2 separate regions of the Homo sapiens genome follow, and region 2 is linked to region 1. The links are chromatin loops, found by intact Hi-C in ENCODE. Cell type or tissue: gastrocnemius medialis. All regions are shown on one strand. Links, peaks and the distances in the headings refer to the core of each region. The heading gives the core; the rest is flanking DNA.

Region 1 (2,915 bases), core at 259-2,758:
ATATGTGGCCTTGTGTGCCGAACTTTTTTCATTTAGCATGTTTAAGGCTCACATTGTGCAACATGTATATCTGTACTCGTTCCTTTTTATAGTCGCATATTCTACTGTATGGACATACCACATTGTATTTATCTGTTTTTCGGTTGATGGACATTTGTGGTGTTCTCACTTTTGGGCTATTATGAATAATATGCTACCATAAAGATATGTGTACAAATTTTATTTTTAAACTTAAAAAATTTATTCTAAACTTTCTCTGCTCCATATGAATCTGCAGGAATGTGTAAGAGTTTCTATGTGGACATAAGTTTTCATTTCTCTGAGTGAAATTGCTGGATCAAATGGTAACTCATTATCTTTTTGAGGAACTGCCAGACTATTGTTTGTGGCTGTACTATTTTACATTCCCATCAGCAGTGTCCAAGGGTTCTAATTTCTCCACGTTCTCACCAAGACTCATCTGACATTTTGATTATAGCCATCCTAGTGGATGTGAAATAGTATCTGTTGTGCTTTTAATTTGCATTTCTTTAATGACTTATGGTGTTGGTATTTACCTGGTATGCCTCCCTATACTGAATTCCTTGTGGTCACAGGTGTCTGATTACCTTACGTGCCTGTTACATAACATGGAATCTCACCATAGAAGATGTGTAGTAGGCCAGGTGCAGTGCCTGTAGTCCCAGCTACTTGGGAGGCTGAGGCAAGGGAATCGCTTGAACTTGGGAAGCGGAGGTTGCAGTGAGCCCCCACTGCACTCCAGCCTGGGTGACAGAGCAAGACTCCATCTCAAAAAAAAAAAAAAAAAAAAAAATATGTGTAGTAAATGAAAAATAGGACAACCCATTCGTTTTACAGATGAGGAAAATGAGGCCCAGAGAGGTAAGTGACTTGTCAAATATTATCTACTAATTTGGTTAAAAATAATATTAGTAGTGCTACTTGTATATTGTATATCCTGTACTTATCTACCTATTTTATTTTGTTCTTCCTTTCTGTGAGCAAGGTTACTGTAGATAAAATTTTGGGCTCTACAGCCAAACTGGGGTTGACTCCTGATTCTGATGGTGACCTTGGATAAATTACTTAACCTATTCAAGTTTCAGTTTCCTCAGCTACATAGTAGTAGTAACAATAATTCCTTTATAGTATTAATGCAAAGAATACATGAGATAATAATCTTATTAAAGGAGTTTAGAACAATGCTAGCACAGAGCAGTAAATGTTGTCATTATTGTTATTATTAACATCTGTCTTAATTCTTTGCCACATTTTATCCTGGAAAGACATGAGATCTAGTTGTCATTACAAGTTGGTTCTGGTTCTTTCATAGGCAAGCTGACTGACAGAACAGCCAGCATTTTCCGAGGCAACCAAATGAAACTGAAGCTGGTCAATATCCAAAAAGCTAAAATCTCTACAGCTGCATTCATAAAAGCCTTCTGCCGTCATAAGCTCATTGAACTGAATGCTACTGCAGTGCACGCTGACCTCCCAGTTCCAGACATCATAAGTGGACTCTGCAGCAATAGGTGGATCCAGCAAAACCTCCAGTGTCTCCTGTTAGACTCGACAAGCATCCCTCAAAATTCAAGATTACTGTTCTTTAGTCAGCTCACTGGTCTTCGCATTTTAAGTGTTTTTAATGTTTGTTTTCATACTGAAGACCTGGCTAATGTTTCTCAGTTACCAAGACTGGAAAGCTTAGATATCTCTAATACTCTAGTCACTGATATTTCTGCACTGCTTACCTGTAAGGATCGATTGAAGTCTCTCACAATGCACTATCTGAAATGCCTGGCCATGACCAAATCACAAATTCTTGCAGTCATTAGAGAACTTAAATGTCTGCTTCACCTTGATATTTCTGATCACAGGCAACTCAAATCAGACCTAGCTTTTCATTTGCTACAGCAGAAGGATATCCTGCCCAATGTTGTGTCATTGGATATTTCTGGGGGCAATTGCATCACTGATGAAGCTGTAGAACTGTTTATACGACTGCGGCCTGCCATGCAATTTGTGGGACTATTGGCCACGGATGCTGGCTCTTCTGACTTCTTTACTACAAAGCAAGGCTTGAGGGTTTGTTCTTATCTGAATAAGTTTTGTTTCATTTGTTTAGAACATTATTAAACTCGTGCTATAGACCAGACTTTTTACTAGGTATTAGGGTTACAGAGACAGATAAAAAAATCCTTAAAGAGCTTTTTTAATAATTAATGATTATTATGTACCTACTATGTGGAAGGTTGTGAGAATATTATTATTATTTTTTGAGATGGAGTAGTTTTGTATTTTTAATAGAGATTGGGTTTCTTCATGTTGGTCAGGCTGGTCTCGAACGCCTGACCTCAGGTGATCTGCTTGCCTCGGCTTCCCAAAGTGCTGGGATCATAGGCATGAGCCACTGTGCCTGGCCACACGTGAGAATATAATATTAAGATACAGGCTGGGCATGGTGGCTCACACCTGTAATCCCAGCACTTTGGGAGGCCAAGGCGGGCAGATCACTTGAGGTCAGGAGTCCGAGACCAGCCTGGCCAACATGGTGAAACCTGGTCTCTACTAAAAATACAAAAATTAGCCGGTGTGTTGGCGGGCGCCTGTAGTCCCAGCTACTTGGGAGGCTGAGGCAGGAGAATCACTTGAACCTGGGAGGTGGAGGTTGCACCACTGCACTCCAGCCTGGCCAAAAGCGAAACGCAGTCTCAAAAAAAAAAGAAGATATAGTGGGTTCAAGTGATTCTCCTGCCTCGGCTTCCCGAGTAGCTGGGACTACAGGCACGTGCCACCATGCCCAGCTAGTTTTTTATTTTTAGTAGAGACGGGGTTTCACCATGTTGGCCGGGCTGGTCTCGAACTCCTAACCTCAGGTGATCCGCCTGCCTCGGCCTCCCAAAGTGCTGGGATTA
Region 2 (2,858 bases), core at 359-2,858, 70 kb after region 1:
AAGTGATCTTTCTGCCGAAGCCTCCTGAGCAGATGGGAGGCGTGCATCACTGAGCGCAGCAATTTTACTAAGTTGGTCTAGTCCTAGCTCAGTAGTTCTTTACTTAGCACAGAGGGGGCTTCTTAGAATCTCCTAAACTTGATCTTAGCCAAATGGCCAAGAAGCAATCCTTAGAATCTTCTAGGAGAGCCTTTCTAAATGCTGATACTGCAAACCGAAAAGTATATGAAACGGATCTCAATTAATTTAGAAGTTAATTTTGCCAAGTTTAAGGACGTGCATCATCTTTGGAGACAGGTCCGTGCCTTTCTCCAAAGATGATTTTGAGGGCTTCAGTTTTTATAGGGGAAGGGGCAGATATTGGGGAAAGATGAATAAATTTTAAAAAGATGTGGGTAGATAAGAGGCAAACGGTTGCATTCTTCTGAGTCTTTGATCAACCTTCACATGTGAGGGGGGTAGAGAAATAGTCACTTATGCATTCATCTAGCTCAATGAATCTGCATTTTTACATAAGATAAAATAAACCGGGGAGCCGGGCGCGGTGGCTCACGCCTGTAATCCCAGCACTTTGGGAGGCCAAGGTGGGTAGATCACCTAAGGTCAGGAGTTCCAGACCAGCCTGGCCAACATGGCGAAACCCCATCTCTACTAAAAATACAAAAATTAGCGGGGCGTGGTGGCGCGCGCCTGTAATCCCAGATACTCGGGAGGCTGAGGCAGGAGGATTGCTTGAACCTGGGAGGCGGAGGCTGCAGTGAGCCGAGTTCGCGGCATTGCACTCCAGCCTGGGCGACAGAGCGAGACTCCGGTCTCCAATAAACATGGAAGGCTGTTTCTCCCCGGTTTGCTGGAATAAAGTCTCTGTCTTCCAAATTCCTTTTCGGAGAACTTTTGTTCACAAGATTAAAAAGGTCACGCAGCTGGTGACGGAGCCTGGGTTTTTTGATTTAGACATTGTATCCATGTGTGAGATCCTGCCCATCCCCGCTTTCTTGGTGTCCTGTGAGTTTAAATTCATGAATTCACTCTCAACTGCCACCGCTAACAGGACACAGGCCAATTCCAACACGAACCCCAACGGCTCTCCTCAGGGTCACCTTTCATGAGTCCGCTTTCCGGCCAACCCCTCCTCTCAGTCTTAGGCCCCACTGCAAGCCTACTCCCGCTCACCGTACAGAACCTAAGCACAGGATCAGAGATGGGGACAGGTTGACTCAGTCCCATGCCCAAGTCCGCAAATTAGGGATTCGGCTGCCTAAGGGCTAGAGAACGCTCCCCGCCCCACAGGACGCGCCCCACCCCGCCCCCTCCTCCTGCCCCTACGCACGCGCACTCTCACGCGCCTGTGTTGCCGCCCGCGGCCCTGGCTTCGGGCTTCAGGGAGCTCTGGTGCAGTCTCCGCCTGTCAGTGCCGGCAGTCGTCCGCGGCGCCCGCCCCGGTCCCGCACTGGTGCAGCCATGTCCTCTTCCCCGTGGGAGCCTGCGACCCTGCGCCGGGTGTTCGTGGTGGGGGTTGGCATGACCAAGGTAAACCGAGCAGCGGCCCTGCTGGCCCTCTGAGGCTCGGGGGCGGTCGGTGCCTGGGTTTCTCTGTCCCTCCGGTCTCCTAGCTTCGACTGCTCCGCGCGTGGGTCATCGGCGTGGCGACTTGGTGGCTTGTACTCTGCGGAATCTCTGGGGTCATAGCGTCTCGGGCTGGTTCCTGCGGCCTTCTGCTTCCTCCTTCCCTTTTCTTCTGGTCAGAGTTCATGAAGCAGCCCCGAGATAATCCAAGGATCTCACCTCTTTAGATTCTGAGCGGAGTCCCGAGGTGTGTGGGCTGGCTTGCCCCGGAGGGAGGCAGGTCGCGAATGCCGCCTGCTCGGCCCTCCCAGGAACAGCCCCCACAGGAGCCCTCACAGAGACAGCTCCAGATGTGGATGGCGAGGAGAAACGCTCCTGATGCCCAGCGCCTCGGCCCGAGTGGCAGATTCCGGCCTCCCTCTGTCCCTCCAGTGACTGCTTGGGACCCGGACGCCGCAGGCTCCCACGGCCGTTTTCCCCTCATCGCCCGCATGCTCCTTAATGCCAAACTGCCTTTCGTTTCTCCCCGGACGCAGTTGTCTGATGCCTCTGTTGCTTTGCTTCTGTTCTGTTTGTACCGTGTATCTTCACCTGTTAACTTTTGTGCATCCTGAAAGGATCCGTTCAGATCGGATCTTCTCCAGGACGCCTCGGATCCTCCTGACTTTCCCCTAGAGCCTTGCACTGTGCTTACCTCTGTCCTGCACTTACTGTGCTCGGCAGTACCGGGCAGTACTAAAGCTCATAGGCGTCTGCGCGCCCTCTTAGCATGGCAGCTCCTCTAGACTGGGTACCTGGCTTATTCACTGCTGTGCCCCTCGCCCTGAACGTTCCTGATGCTTGAAGACCCTCAGTGAATGTTAGTTGAACAATACTAAATGGATATGCTTTGTGAAAGAGTTCCTAGGGAGAGTTCTATTTCTGAGAAAACAGCCCTAAAATGTTTATTATTTTACCAGTGGGCTGAGCGTACCTAATTCAGTCCAACATGTAAATAGGCCGGGGCCGGTGGCTCACGCCTGTAATCCCAGCACTTTGGGAGGCCAAGGCGGGTGGATCACCTGAGGTCAAGAGTTCGAGACCAGCCTGGCCAACATGGTGAAACCCCGTCTCTACTAAAAATACGAAAATTAGTCGGGCATGGTAGCACACGCCAGCTACTCGGGAGGCTGAGGTGGGAGGATTGCTTGAGCCTGGGAGATGGAGGTTGCAGTGAGCTGAGATCACGCAACTGCACCCCCAGCCTGGGCCATAGAGTCAGTCCTTGTCTCAACAAAAACAAAAAATATCCA

What was found. Hi-C counts contacts between places; a loop is a spot of excess contacts. Peaks named below come from ENCODE experiments on the same cell type or tissue, not always from the same donor. Only the 100,000 strongest peaks of a DNase experiment are listed, where the experiment ranks them.
Region 2: a loop joins it to region 1, with 6 times the contacts of the local background. A loop is called at or near these places in 8 of 110 quality-filtered maps.

What each region holds. Positions count from the first base shown.
Region 1 is chr1:52,855,665-52,858,579 of GRCh38, forward strand. ZYG11A (zyg-11 family member A, cell cycle regulator) reads left to right here. Exons shown (of 14, transcript NM_001004339.3): 3 at 1,334-2,085. Among named protein-coding and RNA genes, the nearest start is that of ZYG11A, 14 kb to the left of the region's middle. In gastrocnemius medialis, for the core only: no CTCF peak of the experiment used is centred there; no DNase peak of the experiment used is centred there.
Region 2 is chr1:52,925,936-52,928,793 of GRCh38, forward strand. It overlaps SCP2 (sterol carrier protein 2), which reads left to right and starts at 1,341. Exons shown (of 16, transcript NM_002979.5): 1 at 1,341-1,530. The coding sequence starts at 1,462. RefSeq lists a silencer at 1,104-1,383 and enhancers at 1,436-1,951, 1,604-1,663, 1,674-1,763. In gastrocnemius medialis, for the core only: no CTCF peak of the experiment used is centred there; a DNase peak (open chromatin) is centred at 1,346; H3K4me3 peaks cover 2,236 bases; H3K27ac peaks cover 2,050 bases.